2 separate regions of the Homo sapiens genome follow, and region 2 is linked to region 1. Evidence: read pairs that join two places in POLR2A ChIA-PET (ENCODE). Cell type or tissue: A673. All regions are shown on one strand. Links, peaks and the distances in the headings refer to the core of each region. The heading gives the core; the rest is flanking DNA. Region 1 overlaps LOC102724877. Region 2 has its middle 6.9 kb from the start of MB21D2.

What was found. ChIA-PET counts read pairs that join two places held together with the same protein. Peaks named below come from ENCODE experiments on the same cell type or tissue, not always from the same donor. Only the 100,000 strongest peaks of a DNase experiment are listed, where the experiment ranks them.
Region 2: POLR2A ChIA-PET joins it to region 1 with 6 read pairs; 2 of 35 experiments call an interaction of 5 or more read pairs at or near these places.

What each region holds. Positions count from the first base shown.
Region 1 is chr3:194,077,155-194,089,287 of GRCh38, reverse strand. LOC102724877 reads right to left here. Exons shown (of 6, transcript XR_002959666.2): 2 at 10,994-11,076; 3 at 10,820-10,887. Among named protein-coding and RNA genes, the nearest start is that of LINC02028, 12 kb to the right of the region's middle. RefSeq lists a silencer at 2,194-2,488 and an enhancer at 4,639-4,688. In A673, for the core only: no CTCF peak of the experiment used is centred there; no DNase peak of the experiment used is centred there; H3K27ac peaks cover 661 bases.
Region 2 is chr3:192,918,705-192,930,837 of GRCh38, reverse strand. No RefSeq gene overlaps it. Among named protein-coding and RNA genes, the nearest start is that of MB21D2, 6.9 kb to the right of the region's middle. In A673, for the core only: no CTCF peak of the experiment used is centred there; no DNase peak of the experiment used is centred there.

The DNA of each region.
Region 1 (12,133 bases), core at 5,140-7,639:
AAATGCATTTTGTATGCTATACTCTGCTGTGTACCTAAGAGGGATTTTTGAAATTAGTCTTATTTTATTTTAATTAATTAATTTATTCATTTTGGGACGGAGTTTCACTCTGTCTCCCAGGCTGGAGTGAAGTGACGCAATCTCGGCTCACTGCAACCTCCGCCTCCCAGGTTGAAGTGATTCTCCTGCCTCAGCCTCCTGAGTAGCTGGGACTGCAGGTGTGCGCCACCATGCCCTAATTTTTGTATTTTTAGTAGAGACGGGGTTTCACCATGTTAGCCAGGCTGGTTTCGATCTCCTGACCTCAGGCAATCCGCCCACCTCAGCTTCCCAAAGTGCTGGGATTACAGGCTTGAGCCACCCTGCCCAGCTGAAATTAGTCTTTTACTGGGAGAAAGGCATAAAGGTGGTGGGTAGCTTTCTTTTTTTGCCACACGTTTGGGATAAGAACTACAGATCAAGAACTTTAAGGAATTTTGCATCTCTTCTCTGGCTGGTTTCTTCGCCCCTCTTATCTCAGACAGCTTATTGCAGACTCTAGGATTAGTGGGGAGCAGGAGGGAATGTGTCCCCTTTAAGGCAAAGTCTCTGGTTTCACTTCCCAAACATCTGCCTCGCTCTTGGGGAGGTCCTCTCTGACTGGCTCTGAGCATATAAAGTTAATTTGTGTGGGGATTCCTGGAGAAAGGCCAACTAGAGTGAATTTTTGATGATTCTGTCTTAAGAGATGATTTCCACAAAGGCCAGGTCTATCCCCATCTCTTAGGTTGGGAAGCTGATGACCTTGTAAGCAACAAGGCCCTTCCGATGAGATGAACTTTGCTACCATTGTTGCAAAGAAAGTTTTCCTGCCTCCCTCCATTTCTTTTCTCAAGGTTCCCCTTTCGGGTCTGCCCCAGCCCGGCCCTCTGCTTTCCAGCAATCAGGCGACAATTCTTTGTGGTGCTTGAGAGCATGTCCAGATGATCACTGTGCAGTGCAAGTCTCACCTGGGCCTCACGCCGCTGGCCTCCCCTGGTCCCTATCCCAGAGGCCCTGACACAAGCTCCTTTGTTCTGGGCACTGGGTCCTGCCAGGCGTTCCCTCCTCTTGGCCCAGGCTCAGGTGGAGAGCTCTCCCCATGTCCCTAGCTCCTCAGAGAAGAGGGTCCTTTCCTGTTGGCTCCTTCCCCATGGCTCCACTTGGAAACTGCTCTCCTGATGGACACGCAGGATGTGCTGCCTCAGCCTGTGCCATTTTGGGCTTGGCCCACAGGAAGTTCTCTGAGCATCCAGGCTGTCCTGGACCACCTGTCTTCACCACCACGCACTGGGCCTTGCCTCTGGGGTTGGTATTGAGATGCTTTCATGGCTCCACCGTGGTCAGTCCACTCACACTCACCGTGGGCTCTCTGAATTTCCTGCGCTTCCCATCGTATCTCCTTTCCAGGACTTTGTGGGCTTACGTGCCCTCTCGAGGTTGAAGGGAATCGCCATTTAATACAGGGCTCTGGCCAACACAAACATTCAGTTGTTGAATGGATGCATGGGTGCATGGCTGTGATCTTGGGCATGCCCACATTGTCTTAAGAACTTTAAAATTGCCTTTTGCTACATCTGCCTGGACCAGCCCCTCCATCCTCAATCGCCTTCCTGGGCACAGGTTCGCTTTCTTTGGAACAATGGGAGCAAAGTTCATCTCATCAGAGGGCCCTTACTGCTTACAAGTTCATCAGCTTCCCAACCTGAGAGACGAGAATAGAGTCGGCCTTTGTGGAAATCATCTTTTAAGACAGAAACTTTAATGATTCAGAACAAGTCGCCCTAGTTGGCTTTTCTCCAGGAATTCTTTCATAAATTTACTTTTAATGCTCAGAGCAGATCAGAGAGGACCTCCCCAAGAGTGAGGCAGACCTTTGGGAAGCAGGCCTTCCCAAATATGAGGTAAAATGTATTTTTTCTCTTCCAAATTCAGAGTCTCTTAGCATCTGGATAAGCCTAAGTCCTAGTGTAAAATGCTCCAAGAGATAAACCCTGTGTTTCTCTCCTCTGCCGAGTGCCTCTCTGGGCCTTGGGCTTTTGCCCCTTTCCCCATTTACTATCCTCCAATCCACAGCCTAGGGGAGCACAGGCTCGGCTCTTAGTGCAGAAATCATGCCTTTTTAAGTAGAGCACCAACATGTCTATTTCTGGAGACTAGAGACAAAGCTAATGCACCGTCCACTTTAAGATCAACAATCTATTTGACTAAAGAGGATATTTTCTTTTCTGTTCTTTACCCTATCACCTTCCTCTGGGTGCTTTTCACACTAAGTGCCTGAAATCACAGGGCATGGGCAGTATTTTTCTCTTTAGAAATCCTTTTCAGGCAACTATGTCAAGAATGTTTTCCTACTTTGGGCTGGATGGGAGGGGGGCAGAAGAAAGAGGATTAATCCCCCAACATGGGTATTTCTCTGAAAACAGACATGCAAATGTTGGGCTTGTCAGACTCTAAAATGTTTTCTTTATTCTTGAGAATTACGGCATCCTGCCTGCTGAGCCTGGGAGGCCTGACAAACTGAGCACCGGCACCACGGTAGCAAAGCAGCAGAGTGTGGGAAAGGGAGGCAGAGGCACGCGGTGGGTAATCGGGACAGTGAGGGACAACCGCCTTCCACATCAAGCCACCCCTCCTTGGCACCGTTAGGTTGTAGCTTCCCTTCCAGGAACTGGAGATGGGGAACAGCGAACTGTCAGATACCAGTTCACAGACATGCTCATGATCACTCTGTAGGTTGGGGACCAGCTGGTATCACTTGGATCCTCGGGCCAGCTGGCTGAAGCTTATTCCTGCCAACTTGAGTATAACAATGGAGCCCTCGAGAGACTGTCTTGCATGGGATAGCCATCTGAGACTTCTGGCCGGGACTCTGTAGGGGTCTCCTCCACCAAGCGACTGGGATGGGTGAGGGGGTTGGATTTAGCAAGTGCTTCCCAAGAGCTGCTAAATAATTGCAAAGTTCCTCCCTGGGTCTTGCTATGGGGGCCTCCTAAGACCCGCTGTCCCTAGGCGATGAGTTCACAGCTTTGTGGGAGAGAGAGACAAGAGAACATGCAGCTAACAACCTGGGCTAACTGCAAAAAGAGAAGCGCAAACATTCTCCTCACCCTCCACCACCCCCGAATATGGTCAAAACATTTATACCAGGTGAGAGCATAGTATAAATATGTTACTGCATCTGCAGTGCTAGAGAAGAGCCATTTAATTTTTTTTTTTTTTTTTTTAGTTTTTGGTTTCTTACCCTTAACCCGAAAGGATGGAAACGGAACAGGAGGTGACCTGCCCTGCATGACTGAGGGTGCTTGCATTAGGCACAGGGTTTCACTGTGGGTGCAAGAGGAACCATGGAAGGGCTGCTCTCTGCCCCATCCCTGGATTATTGTTGTGAGGATCAAGTCGAATAGGGGTTATGCTTAGTTTTGTATGTTATAAATCAATAAGTAACTAAAACATAATATTATTTTCTTGATAATTGCAGGCTTGAGAGCTCAAAAGATGTTTTCAATTTATTGCGTACCTGTGTTCCCAGGCTATCTAAGGACTTCCCACATGTTAGACCCAACTAAAATCCAAGCTTGATGAGAGCAGGGAGTTAGCCTTCTGCCAGGAGTTAGCCTTGTGCCAGTCACATAGTGAGACTTCAATAATTTTTTTTTAATGGTAGAAAAAATGATTTCTAATCCTGACTGCCCCCTAGGGCATTAGCCTTGCTGTACAGATGGGAGTATGGAGGCTCAGAAAGGTTGAGTGACCTGCTCTAGGTCTCACCACTAGCTAGTCGGTGAGTTGGGGTAGGAGCTCAGTCCCTCTGTCTGTGAAGCTCAGGCTCTTCCCATGATGCCCAAGCTGACCTGGAGCTTTACTGAGCTTAGTTGTCCTTGACAGAGCAGGCTGCTGTGCCAGGATCATGTGGGATCCTAGGGACAGTTTCAGGGACAAGCAGGTTCTCCCTTCCTGGCTCCAAGGACAGTGTAAAAAGTCAGCCCTGATTAACCTTGTAAATCATGAGCTCTTCTTTTCAAAGAAAGGCAGGACAGTATCTGTGGCAGGCAGAATAATGGTAACTCAAAGACATCCACATCCTAATCCCTACAACCAATGAATATGTTATGTTATGTTATTGGCAAAAAGGAATTAAGGTTGCAGGAAGAATTAAGTTGGCTAATCAGCTGACCTCGAGATGGGGAAACTATCCTGGATTATTAAGGTGGCCCAGTGTAATCACAAGGGTCCTTATAATAAAAGAGGGAGGCAGAAGAGGCAGAGTGATGTAATGTGAGAAAGACTCAAGTGGTCATTGCTGGCTTTGAAGATAGAGAAAGGGGCCACAAACCAAGAAATGCAGGCAGCTTCTAGACGCTGGAAAAGGCAATAAAACAGATTCTCTCCTGGATCCTCCAGAAAGGAAATACCGCCTGGCCAATACCTTGATTTTAGCGCAGTGAGACCTGTATTGGACTTCTGACCCCAGTACTGTAGAATAATAATATACTAATATTGTTTGAAGCCACTGATTTTCTGGTAATTTCTTAGAGCAGCAATCAGAAACTAATACAGATTTTGGCAAGCAGCAGGCCTCAAGCAGGCTTAGCCTGTGCCCTGGACTCCAGGGAGAGACATGGTAGAAGCAGACACAACACTCCAAAGCTTTCTGGAAAGCTCCTCTTCAGACTGCCTCTTACTCCAGCCAGAATACAGAACCCAGGGGGTCACATGCTTTGAGCAGCTTCACAGATGTGCAGTGGCAGCACCTTAACCTGGGCCCACACCGCATACCTCTCACTTCCTGTCCTGGACCACAGCCTTGTGATACTGACACTTATCACTCTGCATCCTAGAACTGTGCAGGGTTATCCCCCACGGAGCTACCCTTGACCAACAGAGGACAGGAACCTATGGCTAAATGCTTCCCTCTTTCCACTGTCGGGTGGGCAGTTCTCAGATGCGTTCCACACGTTCTTTAGAAGTTCCCAAGGAATTGAGCACTAGTTTCTCCTGTGGAAGCTGCATTAGGAATGCATCTTTTTATTGGTTCTCCCCTCTTTCTGGTTTCACTCTTAAACTGTAACTCACTCCTGCTCCTTGGGGTCACCACCTGAATCAACACCACCTGTATGTGAACCTTTGCCTCCAGCCCTACTTTAGGCGGAAGCTGTGCTTGAATACAACAGCTGCTCTTCTAGTATTTGCCTGAAACTATATCCCCCCCACCGCCCCCCATCCATTCTCACATTGCTGTGGGGAGCTCACAAGGGGTTCTGGTGGCAGTGAGCCCTGGGGCTTGTGAAGAGCTGCACGTCCCTGAACGAGCTTCCGTCCTGAGGTCTTGGCTGAGGGCTCAGAGGAGACTTGCTGGTCTAGTTCAAGATGGTTGGATAAGATCCCAAGGGGTAGTTTTGAGGCTCATGGGAACATCAAGAGTCCTGGTTGCTTAGTCACCCAAGTCCCCCGACTCTGATGTGCCTCTCTCAGAGCACACCCATACTTCTCTCAGAGCAGTGTGCCTATCATTCAGAACAGATGCTTTCTGATGAACTTGATTGCATCATTAGCAGCCAGGCTACAAAATGGGTGATTTGAGAGCTGCTGGGCAGCAGGGAGCCTCCTGGCCCTTGGCTGGGCAGCAGGGAGCCTCCTGGCCCTTGGCTGGGCAGCAGGGAGCCTCCTGGCCCTTGGCTGGGAAGCAGGGAGCCTCCTGGCCCTTGGCTGGGCAGCTGTTCCCAGGACTGGCTGAACATGCCTGTGTGGTGGGCTCTTACCCTGCCCGCTCCCTGGGCCGGCCTCTTGAATCCTGAGGCTTTCTCACCAGCCGTGCCCAGAACAGATGGGAACAGAGCTCTTGGGCATCTCCAGCTGATGTGGATTTCACAGCGGGCGGAAGAGAGTGAGGGGAGCAGACAGCCTAGCCCTTCCCACAGCCACTTGGGAGGCCACACTGGTTGTCCAGCTGTCCACCCTCACTCCTTGTGAAAGGGGTAGGACTGGGGGATCTATTGCAGGTGGCAGGGAAAAGGACTAGAAATACAAAATGTTCCAGTTCTTACAGTTTTTAAACCTGAGCTCCACGGAGCTTGGGGGTGGTGGGGTGGGCGCAGGACGAGGTAGCGGGGACCGTTAGCATTAGCGCTTTGGCCAGAGCAGAGCTTCTTCCCAGCTTCATTGTACAGCAATGCTGCTGTGTAAAAGGCTGGACTCGTCACTATCCCCAGACACCTCCTCTCCTTCCCCCCACTTCCTGCCCGCCGGCCTCTGCTCTTTGCTCTCATCCCAGTCTCCTTACTGCACAGGCACATCCGCCCGATCCCTCTAGGCCTGGCTCAGATGCTCCACTTTCTCCAGGAAGCTGTCCCCTCCTGCTTCCTCCCCTACTAATTTTAGCAGTGACCCATCCCTTTTCTCCGCAGTTTCCAAGGGCTCCATCTGCATTGCTCAAGTGGAACAGATCACTTTATGTCTGGAGTTATAATTACTTCTGTACTTGGTCATTTCTCACACTGTGTTGGTTCCTCCTTAGAGCAGAGACGGACTCTTTCTTGGTCCCATAGTTCCCATGGGAAGTACTTGGTAAAATATCTTTTTTGGTTTTTTAAAAAATCTTTAATGAGTGCATGTGAAAAAGCTGATGTCAAAAGCTGCTGCTTTCAAAGATCCTAGTTTAGTTAGCTCAGGCTGTTGTAACAAAATATCCTAGCTTAAACAGCAAACATTTATTTCTGAAGGTTCTGGAGGCAAGAAAGTCCCAGATCAAGGTGCTAATTTGGTGTTTGAGGAGGGGTCTCTTTCTGGTTTGCAGAAAGCTGCCTTCTCACTGTATCCTCACATAGCAGAGAGATATGGTCTCTTCCTCGTCTTATAGGAACACTCATCCTATCACGGGAGCTCTAGCCTCACGAACTCATTTAAACCTAGCTACCTCCCAAAGGCCCCGCCTGCAAATGCCATCACACTGGGGATTAGGCTTCAACATATGAGGGGGACATAAACATTCAGTCCATAGGAGACCCCATCTTATGATCATAACAACCTCTGAATTAAATGTTGGGGATTTGGTTCAAAACAACCCTCTTTTGAGCACCTGCTCTGTGACTGGCATTCAGCTGGGAATTGCAGGGAGGGAGGTATTCAGTGATAGGTAAAGCCAGTCTCTGTCCCCTGGGAGCTCACAGTCTAGCAAAGCTGCTGTGCACAAGCCTTGTCATCAGTGCTAGGGTGGGGGCTACTCAGGGGCTTGCATGCCAGCGTGCACTGGAGGGGGAGACGCATCCCTGTGGGGGCATGAGCGGCTACGTCGGGGTAGGCTCTGCCACCAACTCTGGGCAGGTGCTAATAGACTTTGAAAATACAGTCCTGGGTGGTCTCCAAGTGACAGTTAAGAGGCCTCTTCCTCCTTTTAGTTGGTTTATCTATTATCTTATTTAGATTTTTCAAGGCTTTATCAAGTCACCAAATACTTTAGGTTTTACACATTTTTTTAGGTGAAGAATTTAGAGCTATGCTGTTTAACACGGTGGCAACCAGACACATGCAGCCGTTTAAATTTGTTTAAATTAATTAGAGTGTAATAAAATGAATTCAATTCTTCAGCGGCAGTAACCATAGCCATATTCCAAGTGCCCTGTAGCCACCTAGCAACCCTAGGGCTGGTAATACTTGCCCTTTTGTCCCTCAAGCCACTGTGAGAACAAATGAACGGGTTTTAAGCTAGCCAGAAGAAAAAGTGGCCAAGAGGCCAAGGTAATAATGATCTTTTTGTACCTAGGGAAAGCCTATCCTTACCCAGGATGGGTCACACTAACTGGTGCCTCTTCCTCATGTAGAGGTTGCAAAGGAAGCCCAGGTTTTTGGGAGCCAGCTTCCTGGGTCCAGCCCGATGCTATAAAACACAGCACCTATCCAATGAGCGAGAGAGAACACCAAGATAAGCTTTGCCTTAGTTATAAACATATATTGTGATAGTAAATTTATATTGTACTTTTCCTCTAGATAAGTGGAATTCCCCTTTCCCATTTACTAGTATCTTTATCCTTCTGATATTCCAAGAGTGAGTGACAGGGGCCTCTTTGCTGTGACAGCCAATGCAACGTACAGGGTGTTCTGCACATGTGCCACGTGCATATAACACCCCTGCTGTACCATGTGGAGAATGTCACTCATCTCAGGGTATTGGAGTGCCACACTGACAGTCACTATATACACCAGCCCCCATGCTGAGGGCCAGGTGGCAGACCCAGGAGGAAGACCTCAGTGTGTGACATCATCCATTCCTTCCCTCAAACTTTATTGGTGTGTACACCCTGTCACTGTCCTAGTAGTAAGCATAGAGAGATGATAGAACTGTGTTCTTGCCCTCCAGGAGTAAAATTTGTTACCAAGGACTCAGGAAAGGGACTGGTTTGCTGAAATAAAACTCTCAGGTTTATGCGAAAGTGATTCACTGAGGCACCCCGTGAGAACAAGCTTCCTTCTCCCTGCTGTATCATTAAAGTCAGATGTTGGCTTAATAAACATTCACCGAGCACCTCTTGTGTGGGGCCCAGGCTTGCTGCTGGCCCTGGGAGGGATGTCGGGATAATCAGTGAGGGCTGTGGGCCAGGGAGTTCCCAGTCCATGGCGGACATGTGGCTTGCATTCATTTGCAAAGCAGACTGCGCTCAACTCTCTGAGTTGAGCCCCACAGACAAGTGCCACAGGGAAAGGATGCAGACTCGCCAAAGAACCATCAGGGTCAGAGCTGGCAAAGTGCCTTTAGAGGTTCCCTCTCTCCAGTGGGTTGGTCCGACCTTCTCTGAGTGGCCTTGGTTGCTGGTATTTCATAGGCATGGGTGGGGAGGCCACTTCTGCTCACCTGGAACTCTATGTTCCTCTGTTTTCTGGGTAGGGTCAGAAGAAAAAACTGTTTCTGATGGTCTCAGTGAATGCCAGCCCTGGAAAAGTCTCCAGAGCGGGTTTAGTCCAATTTCCCTCATTTAGGGAAACTGAGGCCCTTGGAAGGAAGGCGGCCCCCTTTAAAGCCCCATGCAGCCAAGCATTGACTCAGCCTGTCATGTAGACCCCAGGCTTTGCATTCATGTCCTTAAGGTATCCGAAGAAGAACAGAGAGGGCGGGGTGCCCTGCTGCCTACACCACATTCACAGAGATAATCTGTCAAGGGAAGGAAGAAAAAAACTCAACGGCGAACAAGCCGTCTATTCTTGTCTGCGCCATTTTCCCATGTCAGGGGCAGACTGTACTGAAAAATTTAGGTTTCTCCTTTCATGTTTCCTTTCACTGCACTCTGGACAAAATGCCTTTCTTCTCCCGCTTTTCTTTGGCAGGATCCTGACCACCGCTGTAGAAAAAGAATCTTTTAAGAACATATATATCTATCTATCGATATACATTCAGCCCCTGACAGTGACACGGAACTGTAGTGCCTCTTAATTACCCAGGAAGTGACAGGGTCAAGAGGTGTCTGAAAGCTGCCTTGTGGTTCTGGGCATTGATTTCTCACCATTGTCGCCGCTTCGCAGGCTGGAGTGGGAGCCACGGTCGCCTTGTTTTTGTCCACTGTTTGGATTTCTTCCTTTCTTCCTCCCTCACGCTCTCTCTCTCTCTCTTTTTAATTTGAAAAGAAACTTCTGGCGTTTTGGCTATTGATTGGAAATTCATAAAAGCCGGACACATTTTGGGTTGGCTGACCAGTCTTAATTGCTGCTTGGGTACTGGGGGAAGAGGCCCAGTTCTTGCAGAGACGCCCTCCCACGTGCCCCCATTCTCTGGCTACTTTTCTGCTTTCTTCCTACAATCTGTGAATTTCTGAGGGGAGAGTAACAATCTAAAAATTGTTTTAGTGCCCCTGAGTAGTCACTGGCTGCATTTATGATGATAGATAAGTTGTGCCCTTTGTTATTCAGAGTTTTGAGACAGATACTAGGTTTTTTTTTGCTTTTTCTTTTTCTTTTTTTGAGACGGAGTTTTACTCTTGTTGCCCAGGCTGGAGTGCAATGGCACGATCTCGGCTCACTACAACCTCCGCCTCCCAGGTTCAAGTGATTCTCCTGCCTCAGCCTCCCGAGTAGCTGGGATTTCAGGTGCCCACCAGCATGTCTGGCTAATTTTTGTATTTTTGGTAGAGACGGGGTTTCACCATGTTGGCCAGCCTGGTCTCAAACTCCTGACTTCAGGTGATCCACCCGCCTTGGCCTCCCAAAGTGCTGGGATTACAGGTGTGAGCCACTGTGCCTGGGCCGATAATGGTATTTTTTAAAGGAGTAAGCTAAGGTTTTGAACCATGGTCATCAAAAAATTATAATAGACAAACAGAACTGTAGGTATTTCTGGAAACCTTGGATCAAAGAAATTTTAGAAATTTCTGGAAAGTGTTGTTGAGTTGAATTTTGGGATAGAGAAGTCAGAGCCAGGGTGTCAGATAAATTAGTCGTGCACAGAGGTTTCGTGGGCATTTTGTTCTTCCATAAAAACTGTGGAAAGTAGTTATATCAGCAGAGCAGAGAAAGGGTTAATTATCTGTCTGGTCCTAGAGGAGTTTTTCAAGCTGTTGCCACGTCCACTAGGACATTAGAAGTTTTGCTAAGAAGGGAAGTCAGAGCCAACACTACAAAAATCTTCAATTCTTCTTTTCCCAAATCAGAGCAGCGCTAACTGTGGAAATACAATTCTAGAATGTTCCAGAGGCCCTTGGACGGAGTCAGGGGCATAGCAGTTTTCTCTTCATTGTACAAATGAGACCTTGGAAAGCGAAGGTCTCATATGTAATGATGTAAAACAAAGAAAGAATCTATAATGCAGAAATCTTACCTCTCTCCAGAGAAGTCTTGGATTTTCTTCCCAAACTTCCCTGCTTTTCATCAAAGTTTGAAACATATCTGTAATGGATAAGGCAGCTCTTTGACTTTAAGTTTTAAGGTGTCAAGGACCGAACAAGGAATTGAGAGTCAAAACCCAGAGTTTTAATCTCCCTCTACCTCTGACCTTGGGCAAGCCACGTTCCCTCTCCAGACCTTGCTTTCCTCTTCTGAAACATGAGAAGTTGGACTGGTTGACCTTCCACTCAGCTGGGAACCAAAACACAGAAAGAAGAAATATATTGACGCCCACTTTTGAATGCTAGTAAAAACTCATCAGGCTTCACCTTGGGAACAATATTAAAATGTATTTAGCTCTTCGTTATCCATAAACATAGACTGCACATGATTTAGGATCCAGCCTGAATTAAATATTCCCAAGTGCCTGTCTCCTGCATCAGACATAGATTGGGGATGGATAGAAAAGAAACAAAAACCGTTGAATAAACATTGAACAAGTAAATATATTAACACGATGCTGAAACTCCAAGTATGAGTATGTCTTATATAATAGCTCTAGAAAATGTTGCCTGCCTGTTATCTATCTATTCACTCAACAATTCATATACATTTCATACATATGTGGCTGAGTCTATCCATCCATTCATCCCTCCATCCCTCCACCCATTCATCCATCCCTCCATCCCTCCATTCCTCCAACCATTCACCCATCCCTCCCTCCATCCATCTACCCATCAACTCAACAACTTCCCAGACTGTTTATGTACAAGGGAGGGAGACAGGGATGGTGCCACAACAAAGAGGCTTAGAAAAGTGGCATAGGGCTCAGAGGAGACATGGTGAAGGCTTCATGGAGGAGCTGGCCGGCCTTTGAGCTGAGTTCTGAAGGGGGGATACTGTGTGAAGGTTAAGGGGATATAGGGGAGACAACAGGAGCAATGCACAGAGACAAGAAAGTACTGTTTCCAGTTCCCCAGTACTGTTGCCTGGGGAACACCAGAGAGTCAAACAAGAAGTTCAGATCGGGTGTGGTGGCTCATGCCTGTAATTCTGGCACTTTGGAAGGCTGAGGCAGGAGTTTGAGACCAGCCTGGGCAAAATAATACAACCCTGTCTCTACAAAAAAATAAAAATAAAAAATTAGCCAGGTGTGGTGGCATGCTCCTGTAGTCCTAGCTACCCATGAGCTCTGAGGTGGGAGAATCATGTGAGCCCAGGAGGTCCGGGCTACAGTGAGCTATGATGGCACCACTGCACTCCAGCCTGGGCAGCAGTGTGAGACCCTGCCTCAAATAAGAAGACTGAA
Region 2 (12,133 bases), core at 6,497-8,996, 1.2 Mb after region 1:
CCATGCTCCTTATCTATCTCTCCACACCTGCCCTTCTGAGGCACACAAAGACATCCTCCTTGACACACTCCTCCTACCCAGGTGTTATTGATGTGTTGTAGAGGGTAACCTCTGCCCTCAAGAATGTGATTCAACAGTCTGTGAATCTGTGGTTTGCCTGTCCCACAGGATTATTGTGGGGATGAACATTAAAATGAGATCATATACATTAAATCTAATGCATTATGTAAATGTAAGGTAATGTTATGTTTCTAAGCCTCTAGACATTTTCCATCTTTGGAAAATAATAGAACAATGTCACCACAAGACAAATGTTCAGCTGTTCACAGAGGAAGTTGAACTCTGACCCCCCTTGAGCGTTCCACACATTTGTTAACATCCATTTCTCGATGATGTCCATTTATTTAACACCTCTGATCAATAACCTCGTTTCTCCCCAGTCTCTCTTTTACTAGCCTCTTCGGTAGATTTAATTAAAGTAATGCACTTTATGGGGATATGAAACCAGGCACTTGATTATGTCACTTCCTGGTGCAGTTCCTCAGCTTCCCTCTTATAAAGCAGAAATTAGGAGGGGGAGAGGGGAAGAAAGGGTACAACTTGCTTCTGCTCCATTCACAGCGGCATGAAGCCGAATGAAGACTGGTCCAGAAAGTGTCTAGAATCCTATAATTCCTATAATTATCTTATTTTTAAAAAATGTTACATTAGCCTCAAAACCAGTCACATTCTTTTGAATGCCATAAAACCATTAATCTTCAGAACAAACCCATGGCTAGTTAGCTCATCAGTAGAAAACATGAATTCCTATGTAGGCAAAAGGATGACTGAGTTTAACGCAGGGATGGGAGAGGCTGGTGGTGGAATAAGTACGGCACACATCGTGTTTTCTTAACAGTAATGTGCTAACCCAACAACAATTCTTTGAAATGTGGGAGGGGCTTGGGGCATGGAAAGAAGATGCCTGAGAGGAATTAGAATAAAAGGAATTCATAAGGCACAAAACTGAAATAATAAGAGTCATAGATTAATTTTACTTTCCTGAGAACCTTCTGACTCCTATAAATATTTTCTCTGTGCACCTCTGACCACAGCAATTTAAGTATTGTGCCCCCCCACCCCAAAAAAAAACAAACAATAACAACAAAAATCAAGAAATACCTTTGACCGAGTGGTAAAAGCAGTAAGGTTTGAATTGTGTGATATATAAATCCCTGAACATATTATTTGGTGCATTGATACCTACATGTATGTTCATTAAAAATTAGGGCCTAATACATTTCTTCCATTTATTGAAGAAATAGTGGCTTTTTCAAAGACAGTTAAACTGAAAAACAGAGATAAAAGCATTCTTATTTCTCAAGGATGGCAAAACTTGTTTTGAAGAGTCAGCAGCATCTAGCTTCCAAAAGAAAATGGGATTGACTTGTATGTGTCATGCCCTGGAGGTTTTCTGTGTGATTTTGGAGGAATCTCTCGATCTCTCTGTTTCATCTGCAAATGTGCTAACAGCTTTGGAATGAGTACTTGAACAAGCATGGAGTAATCACTGGCTAAATAAAAGAGGTTTTGATGAATGCTCTATATTTCCAGCCAAACTGAACCACTCAATGTTTCTATAAACATCACACATTTTCCTGACTCCACACTTTTTCTTATGCCATTTCTCTCACTAGGAATGCCACGGTCCTGTCTTGTTCTTATTTTACCTGTTCTCCAAGGACAAGGTCAATTGTCTTTTGTGTTTTCAGCTTTTCCGCCTTCTTTACGTGGAAGTACTATTCCTTCTTCCAAACCTGCAAAGATAGCTCTTGTTCTCTATCTCTTATAGATTTGTCGAATAACATTTTTAATGTCTTTAATTAAATGACTTATGCCCTTCCTTTAGAGGGCAGGGATTGCGTGTGATTTATCTCAGAACTTGGCATGTGATAAGCACTTAGTAAATATTTATCAGGTAGATGGCGTGCCAGTTAGTTTTATGTGTCAGCTTGGCTAGGCTCTAGTACACAGTCATTTAATCAAACACTTATCTAGGTGTTCCTGTGAATGTATTTTATAGACGTTGTTAATATCTACAACCAGTTGACTTTAAGTAAAGGAGATTACCCTAGATATTGTGGATGAGACTTATCCAATCAGTTGAAATTCCTTAAAAACAAAAACTGAAGTTTGTAGAAGAAATTCTGCAACATCAACTCCTGCAAACCTGCCCTATAGTTTTCAGACTTGCCTGCCCTACAGATTTTGAACTCGTCAGTCCTCACAACTGCATAAATTAGTTTAAAAAATAAATCTTTCGGGCTCCAGTAGGATGAAAATGTTTGCTTTGTTCACCGCCATATCCTCACTGTCAAGAACAATGCCCGACACATAAAAGAGATTCAATAAATATGTTTTCAGTGAATGAAGACATAAAAAGACAACTTTATGAAAAATGCCATATTAACTAGGTTATGAAAATTTACTAGACTATTTACTAGGTTTTTGCTAAATTTGGCTATTTATAGTTTTGTAGTATATAGCTATGGACTGCAAACATATAGCTATGGACTGCAACATGCAGCCATTTATTGGCAATTGATGCACAGGCCCTCACATTCTTTGGCTTTTGTGCTGACATGTGGAAAAAAAATTCCAGTCCTGCCATTCTGTGTGTTCCCATAAGCAAGTCACTTCTGTTCTCTTCACCTTATCTTGTTCAACTGTATTATTAAGATTTTGATGTTATGATAGAATTGGAAACTCCTTTCCACTCTTCTTTAAGATCTGTGATTTTTATGCATGGCTATATCCTTAATTTTGCATATAATTTTGTCATCAGACATACTTGAATGTTATTTATTGCCTAAAGATTGTTATGTCTTTTTATTACTATCACTAATTATTATCTGAAATTTATAAAGTTGCTTTTCTCCAAAATACATAAAGAAAACTGCAGCCCAGATTCCTAGGAGCAGATTTCTTCCATATCTTGGTTGTGAAGAAATACAGACTCCTTAATGCTTTTTTGCCAAAACCACAGTTTCTTGTGTCAACTGCTTTATAAGTCTGGTTATAAAGTTCTATACCTATGTTCATCTCACACCTGGGCTTCAGAACATCATCCTTGGCTTCTAACTTTAGGGCCAGAAAATCATTTTATAACTGTTTTGCAGCCTCTTGTAAATACTTCCTGGGGTACTTTCTTCGGGTGCCTTTTGTTTCTGCTTACCCTGTGAGGAGAGGGATTTCTGGAGTCTGACAAACCTGCTGGGCCCTGGCTGGACCCTAAGAACCCAGAGACCATGTAGCCATACCCTAGGGCCAAGCTGCTGAGTGAATTTCATCAGCAGGCTTTGCTTCATCCCCCACCAACAGAGAATAAGAGGCCATTAGCCAAGATGTGTCAAGGAGGGGGTCTTAATGCACTTATAGATTCTCTTCTCTTTTGATTTTAGGCTAATTCTTTTAGAGTAAAGATCCTTAGAAAAAAATTAGAACATTCAACTATGGAATGTCAAGCTGTGCAAGGATAGACTGGGGGAAAATAAACAAACACATTGTGTTAAGAATTTGTAGGGAGCACTGCTTTATTTGTCTTCTCATGTTAGAGCTGTAGCCTCAGAATGTCACGCCTGGATGACACCTTATTTATTCATTTACACAAGAGGAAGAGGAGATTCGGAGAAAAGGAGAGGATTTTTCTCTGATCATGAAACTAATGGCCAAAGCTGAACCAGAACAGAAATCTCCTGACTTTCAGCTTTTGTCTGAATTTATTTATTTACAATGTATATCCGATATATTCCTATCTATCCCCCTTTAAAAAATTTAAGGCAGGCTGGGCGCGGTGCCTCACGCCTGTAATTCCAGCACTTTGGGAGGCCAAGGCAGATGGATCACTTGAGGTCAGGAGTTCGAGACCAACCTGGCCAACATGGTGAAACCCCGTCTCTACTAAAAATACAAAAATTAGCTGAGCATGGTGGTATGTGCCTGTAGTCCCAGCTACTCGGGAGGCTGAGGCACAAGAATTGCTTGAACCTGGGAGGCAGAGGTTGCAGTGAACAGAGTTCACAGCACTGCACTCTGGCCTGGGTGACAGAGTGAGATTGTCTCAAAAAAAAAAAAAAAATTAAGGCAAATCTCAATAAAATGCATGTACTCATATCCCCAAGATAGTTTAAATAGACAAGAATAATCACAAATTAGATAGAATAAGGGAGCTATGTTTTCTTTTAGTCTATCTTTCTTCCTTTTTTTTCTCTTATTTTTTTCTATTAGACTATAAAGAAACATTAGAGAATGTAAAGGGTGTGAGGGTATTTTTTTCTGCTGCTTAGAAAGTACTAACAGAGTAAGCAGAATTAGAAGTCATGGTCCAGAAAGTATATTTATGGCTGTGTGTGTGATAATATTGTCAGGGCTGAAGGAACATCACAATTTTCTTCATATCCTCTCTCTCTCTCTTTCTCTCTGTCTCTCTCCAGGTTATACATTTGGAATTTAAAATTAGCTTTGGACCACAACTCAACACACCAGGTCTCAGATCAGGGGAAACAACTCCTGCTATTCTTGTGCTGTACTGAGTATGGTTGGAGGTGAAAACAAAAAAGAAAGCCAAGTTTTTCAATAAACTTCTTACAGTGTAGGGTTTAGAGAGGTTTTGTTTTTGTTTTTGTTTTTGTTTTTCTGTGAAGGAATCTCCCTCTGTCCCCAGGCTGGAGTGCAGTGGTGCGATCTCAGCTCACTGCAACCTCTGCCTCCCAGGTTCACACCATTCTCCTGCCTCAGCCTCCTGAGTAGCTGGGACTACAGGCGCCCGCCACCACACCCGGCTAGTTTTTGTATTTTTAGTAGAGACAGGGTTTCACCATGTTAGCCAGGATGGTCTCGATCTCTTGACTTTGTGATCCGCCCGCCGCAGCTTCCCAAAATGCTGGGATTGCAGGCATGAGCCATAGTGCCCGGCTTTTTTTTTTTTTTTTTTTTTTTTTTTTGGACAAGATCTAGAAAACAAAACAGGCATTATAACAATTCCTTTGCCAATGGTATAGACGTGCTCAGAGAACTGGCTTCTATCATTAAACAATGAGCATGTAAATTAATATGTTAAAGGAAGACCCTTTCTTTTTACTGAGAACTTCTCCAAATATAAATTTGGGTTGCACGGTATGTATATGATGTCTGTGGCATGTTTCTGTACCACAGAACTTCTTTGTATCGGGTGGAATGAAATAACCTGCTAGAATCGGACAGTAAGAAAGCCAGAAACGGCTGGGCACCCTGCCTCACGCCTGTAATCCCAGCACTTTGGGAGGCTGAATCACAAGGTCAGGAGATCGAGACCATCCTGGCTAACATGGTGAAACCCCGTCTCTACTGAAAATACAAAAAATTAGCCGGACGTGGTGGCGGGCGCCTCTAATCCCAGCTACTTGGGAGGCTGAGGCAGGAGAATGGCCTAAACCCAGGAGCGGAGGTTGCAGTGAGCCGAGATCGCGCCACTGCCCTCCAGCCTGGGCAACAGAGGGAGACTCCGTCTCAAAAAAAAAAAAAAAAGAAAGAAAGAAAGAAAAAGAAAACAAAAGCCAGAAACAAGGAAATATGTATTTTTAAGCCTAGAAAAATAAAAGACATAATCCTTGATCTTCGTTGGGCCTTACATGAAAATAGATCTCAAACACCTTGTGTTTAGTGCAGAACATAGCTCTGTCATGGAGTGACTCCTTGTAGGAAGCTAGTTTTCAGTTTTCCTGTTAACTGAAAATGGATCATAGAGTCAGAGCTTCTCAGAGTTGAAAGACATTTCAGAGGCCATAGTCTCAGCTCTTTACTAACTTAGGAACCTAGCATAACCCTGATGGGTGGATAACACAGCCCTGAACACCTTCTGTGATGGGGAGTTTACTAATTCATAAAGCAGCCTATTCAGTGCACAGTGGCTCTCATTGTGAGAAAATGCTTCCACATCCTCAGTCAAAGTTTTATGTCTGTAGCTGCCATCAATCCCTCCTGGTTCCACCCTCTGAAGCCACATAGGAGAAAAAAAAACTAAATTAATTTATATTTAATTAACTAATTGACCACAGCAAAGCAAGCCAAACAGCTCCACTTTTCCCATGACAAAGGATTATGGTCTATCCTTGGCACTCGATCCAGTACCCAGAGTATATGTAAAGTAGGATACGGATTGGTGTGGAGAACCCAGAACAGGGCCTTTTGGCAAGTTCAAGGGCCAGAACAAAATGTAACAGTATCAACGGATTGATTGGTTATGAGGGCCCCACCGTTTCACCAGAACAGCTGATGGGGTTAAGGCAGTCGTAATATGCGAAGAGGATTTTTCGAGTTATTTTAAATTACCTGCAATTATTACTATGCCCTTTCTTACCTGATGTGTAGAGTTTAAGTCAAATGGGTTTTCCCAAAAGTGAGAAGAATTGAAAATATGAACTTAATTTTTAAAGTTATTTTGTCGTAAACTTTATTGAGCAAAGGGCCTGAGCTTAGATTTTAAGGTAGAGAGAAGAGGAACAAAAGGCTTTGTTTACAGTAAGGTAACTTGAATCAAAATTTGGAATCAGATTGTGTATGTGAAATGCTGATAAAGCGTACCCATTCTCTAAAATGTGAGAGATTATTGGTGTTTTTCTGTATACTCAATGGGTGCTAACAACAGATTCAGTGAGGTTTCATGGAAAGAACTTGGATTGTAAATCAAAAGACTCAAATTTGGGGTCTGAGCCTGCATTTACTTTTTAATCAAACATTTATTGAATATCTACTATGTTCTACACATCCAGTAAGAGGTACTGGTGATACATCTGTGATCAAGACAGACAGTGTTGCATACATTTTTGTGAGGGAAACAGGAAAGTTATCAGGCAGATACAAGGAAGTGTGAGAACGAACAGTGACGTAAGTCCAGAGGGAAGGAGAGTCTACAAAGGAATTTACCTGACCTAGACCTGGGTGTGTGGGGGTGGAGGAGATCCAGAAAAAGCTCTTTGCAAGGAAATGACATCTAAATAGAGAGCTGAAGGATGACAATTAGCCACAAACTTCACTATCTCTCTGAGCTTTAGTTTCTTATTTCCAAAATGCAAAAAATAATAATAGTCCTCACTAACCTGCTTCAGTAAGAGGCTGTGAGGAACCGATAAATGAATTTTGTGATGAGCGCTTTGTTGAACTGTAAAGTGCTCTATTATCAGGAGGAATTGTTAATAATTGCTATCAGATATTGTTATTTCCATCCCTAGAGTTCATTTCCTTCTTTTCACACGCACAGATTTTGCTTCCCTGAGTATAGCAGGAGTAGAGAATAAAACAAGAGACTGGATGAAGAGATTGATATTGCTGCACTTTTCTCCATAGCTAGATCATTCACGCCCTCAAGGTCATTAGAGTACAGGGTTGGGGGAGAGAGAGAGAGCAGAGAATAAAATGAGAGACTGAGTGGAGAGATTTACATTGCTGCACTTTTCTCCATAGCTAGATCACTCACGCCCTCAAGGTTATGAGGATACAGGGTTGAGGGAGAAGCTGGGACTAGGCCCTCTGAACCATGTGAACACATCAGAGCAGGTGGGCTTCACATGGGCCTCACTTTATTAGGACTGAATAGTCTGAATAGAGAGGGTTATTTATATTGTTCTGGGGACCTCGCTAATATTTCAATGGCCTAAGGCCGGGCGCGGTGGCTCACGTCTGTAATCCCAGCACTTTGGGAGGCTGAGGTGGGCAGATCATGAGGTCAGGAGTTCAAGGCCAGTCTGGCCAACATGGTGATTCCCTGTCTCTACTAAAAATACCAAAATTAGCCGGGTGTGGTGGTGTGTGCCTGTAATCCCAGCTACTCCAGAGGCTGAGGGAGGAGAATTGCTTGAATCAGGACCCAGAAGGTGGAGGTGGCAGTGAGCTGAGATGGTGTCACTGCACTCCAGCCTGGGCAACAAAGCGAAACTCCGTCTCAAAAAAAAAAAAAAAAAAAAAAATTAAACGGCCTAATCTCATTAGAAGTAACAGTGCCCGATTTGCCCCAAGCAGGGACGTGCGCACCTCTGTTTATGACTACCAAAGAGATTTAGCTGTAGTCTTGATTGTCTACCTATTGCCAGGAAAAATCAGTAGCCAAGTAATTCCAAATGTCAGCAGTTTCTGGTTTACTGAGATTTAACTTCAAGTGAAATGAGTGCATTTTGCCCAAGGGCCACTCTCCTGTTTTTATTTTTATTTTTTAAATTATAATTTTGATCAAATTTCGTGGCATTTTTCATGTTCCTTCTGGCAGTCTGGAAACACAATAACAAATATTTAGTAAATTTAAAGTTAGTATGAAAAATAGAAACAGAATTGTCTCTACTATCTAGTCAAGTTTCCCTTCTCTTTCTGTGCCCTCATTCTCCCATCTGGTAAATAAGGGGGGTAGATGGAATTTATCATCTAAGTTCCTTCTACTGTCAACATTCCACACGTCTGTGATGTTTGCCTCTCTTTTTCCTGCCTGCATTTCAAATCATAAAAAACCCAGGCCACTTCCATTTGTTAGACTTTTATTGAAAATCCAGCTGCCCAAGAAGGCCAGATCTTGTAGCCTAGGCTGCTATTTAAATCTCCCTCAGACCAGAGAATCTTTGTTTAAAATTATATTTTGTTAATCCATCATGTGGATGTGGAGCTTGCTATTTTTAATGCAGGCTCTGCACAGCCCAGTTATTCATGGCTGAGAGTTTGCCACAGAACTTCAGAGCTGTATTTAACAACAAACAGCTCCAGAGAAGCAAGATGAAGACTTCTTTCACATGCTAATAAAATTTGGGAGTTGGGAGTAGAAGGGCAAGTTCTACCTCTAAGTGTGACAGCAGTTTGGAAATGCAGGCTGTTACTCTGTTCTGTTTGATGCTGCAAGAGCCAGCAAAGGAAAAGCCTACCTTAGTGCTTGTTTAGATGGTAGACTCCACTGACCTTTGTCCATCTGTCAAAATTCTAGAGATATGCATTTTTATTCAAGCCTCAGACACTCTTTAACATCTTCTAATAATGATTTTCTCTCTCTCTCCACCTTCCTCTCTATCTCTCTTCCTTCTCTTAGGTCATATAACATACACAGGGAGAAAAAGGCATAAAAATTGGGGCATTTAATTAAATGCATGCAGAAATACTTACATTTATAACAACACTTAACTAAATACTGGGAAACCATAGATAGCTTACATTGAGATATTTAAATTGTAGCAAAAATCACCTAAATTCTGACTTCTTGGACTTTGAGGGATGGTATTAGTTCATTCTTTTTTATTATTATTTTTTCTGAGAAGGAGTCTCCCTCTGTTGCCCAGGCTGGAGTGCAGTGGTGCAACCTCGGCTCACCATAACTTCCACCTCCCGGGTTCAAGCGATTCTCCTGCCTCAGCCTCTCAACTAGCTGGGACTACAGGTGCATGCCACCATGCCTAGCTAATTTTTGAATTTTTAGTAGAGATGGGGTTTCACTATGTTGGCCAGGCTGGTCTTGAACTCCTGACCTTGTGATCTGCCCGCCTTGGCCTCCTAAAGTGCTGGGATTACAGGTGTGAGTCATCGTGCCCGGCTTCATTCATTCTTTTATATATTCATTTGAACATATAAACTAAGGTCATAAGATGGGTCAAGAACTAAATTAAATGCAGTGTTTACACAGGTGAAGAAACACAGTACTTGCCCTTGAGAAGCTCAGAGGTTAAAAAGTCTCCCAATAGATCAATTCAGGAAATTATGGTTTTTGATCGTTTTTCTCTATTCTTCTAATTCAACAAGGGATATTGACACAATCTTATCAGCGTTCTATTAGAGCCTAGGAAGGTGTTAGTTTACCATCCAATTACATTATCTGGATATGCGGGCTCACTGAGGGTCCATGATTCATAGAAATCTGATCTGGCTGACGGGAAGGAGAACAGACAATGAGGAACATCAGAGAGACCACTCACTCATTCAAACCCCCAGGGTCCAGCACTACGGCACAACAGGAATACTTTCTGCTAACAACCTGTTGTTTCTTTATGGATATAAATATCATAAGAAAAGGTAAAATTAAGGGAAGATTAGTGATGCCTCATTCATATGTTTGGAAATTAACAAATAAAAAGTGTTTCGATTTTGTTGTCTGAAGTATTTCTTAACTGTACATGGTTTGGAGGTAACTAGAACCATTCTGCTCTATGGAATGACTGCCTCAGCCAGCTGTCGCACAGGTGCCTGCCATTGATCACTAGTGAAGCACTGACAGATGGGAGTGGATCACTTTGTGCTGGAGTTCCAAACACTTATGTGGCTTCTAGTACTGCCCAGGTAATGTTAATATCCTCTCAGGATGAGAAGTCAGGGCAGCATAGCAGAGCTGCGAAAGCCAGAGCTTGCTTTGTTTGTTTGTTTGTTTGTTTGTTTGGAGATGGAGTCTCACTCTGTCACCCAGGGTGGAGTACAGTGGCGCGATCTCGGCTCACTGCAACTTCCGCCTCCTGGGTTCAAGCAATTCTCCTGCCTCAGCCTCCCAAGTAGCTGGGACTACAGGTGCACGCCGCCACAACTGGCTAATTTTTTGTATGTTTAGTAGAGATGGGATTTCATCGTGTTACCCAGGCTGGTCTCGAACTCCTGAGCTCAGGCAATCTGCCCGCCTCGGCCTCCAAAGTACTGGGATTAGAGGCGTGAACCACCACGCCCTGCCTAAAAACCAGAGTTTTTAAGTCACTTCCTCATCAGTCCACCAGCATTTATCTAGGCATGGATCCTCTCTCTTTCATACTGAGTGGGTGAGGAAGTGTGTTTCAAAGAGAAGGAAACGAAAAGTAAGAGAAATTAACTGGTTATGCCACAATTCTTCACTCATTACTTGATTCAATAAACATAGAGGACCCTTCGGTAGGACCATATGCTGCAGGAAATACAAAGATGAATAAGATGTAGCCCTCATCCCCAAGAATCTTTTAGTCTAAAACTTGCATTAACAATGATGAAGTGGTCAGGTGTGGTGGCTCACGCCTGTAATCCCTTTGAGAGATCTAGATGCAAGGACTGTTTAATCCCAGGAGGTTGAGGTTGCTGTGAGCCACGATTGTGCCACTGCACTCTGGCCTGGGCTACAGAGGAAGACCCTGTTTCAGAAACAAACAAACACACACACACACAACCCAAAACAAAAAGCAATGATGAAGCAAGGTCAAAATTCATTAGCATCATATGAAAGCTTCTGAGAGTAGGTTCTGAGGAAGGAAAAGTTGCCACCAGCTTGAGGGGAGGGTCTCCGGAAAGCTGTAAGAAAAAGGCAGACGCGGATTGGTTTTGGTGTAAACGGAGTAAAGAAGAGAGGAATTCCAGGGGGAGGTCAGTGGTCAGGTCTGTGTTTTCTAAAGATCACTCTGGCAACAAGTTGTTACTAGATTGAGGAACAGTGAAAGAATTAATAACAATAATAGTAGAAGCTGATAATAGCTAAGTACTTATTATGTCAGTCCTTGAACTAAGTGCTTGACCTGTTTTATCTCACGTAATCCTTAAAACAACCTGTGAGACAGGAATTATTATTCCCATTTTATAGGGGAAGGCATGGAAGAGTCCGTACTTCCTTCCATGTCTAACAAAACAATTTGTATTCTTGGCCATGAGAACTCGGGTAAGAAAGTGAAACAGACCTGATCTAAATCAGGGACTGTGGGATAGAGAAGAGAGATTTTGGAGAATTAGGGAGGAAGATAACCTATGTTTCTCACAGCCAATGGGCCTCCTAAGTGTTTGAATGATACACCCCATAAACACTAAAACCACCTCTGAGACTCTATTCTGCCTAAAGGACTATGACTTAGATTGAACCTGCCTTGTCATGTAAGCCTAACTCCATGGTAGGAGCCATGTCTTTTGGTTATCACTGTCACATTCTGTCACTCCATCTGGCAAATGGTGCGTACTCAAATTTTATCTGTTGAATGAGAAAATTTTCATCTTGTCATCCAACATTTCTTGGAACCTGGGGCAATACATTGTTTCCCCTCTCCCACACCCACACTTCAGTTTCCCTATCTTTATATTAGAGTAGGTTGAATCTCATTAACTCATTATATGTTAAGATAAATAAGCTGTTATTCAGGTCATTAATTACCTTGGGCAA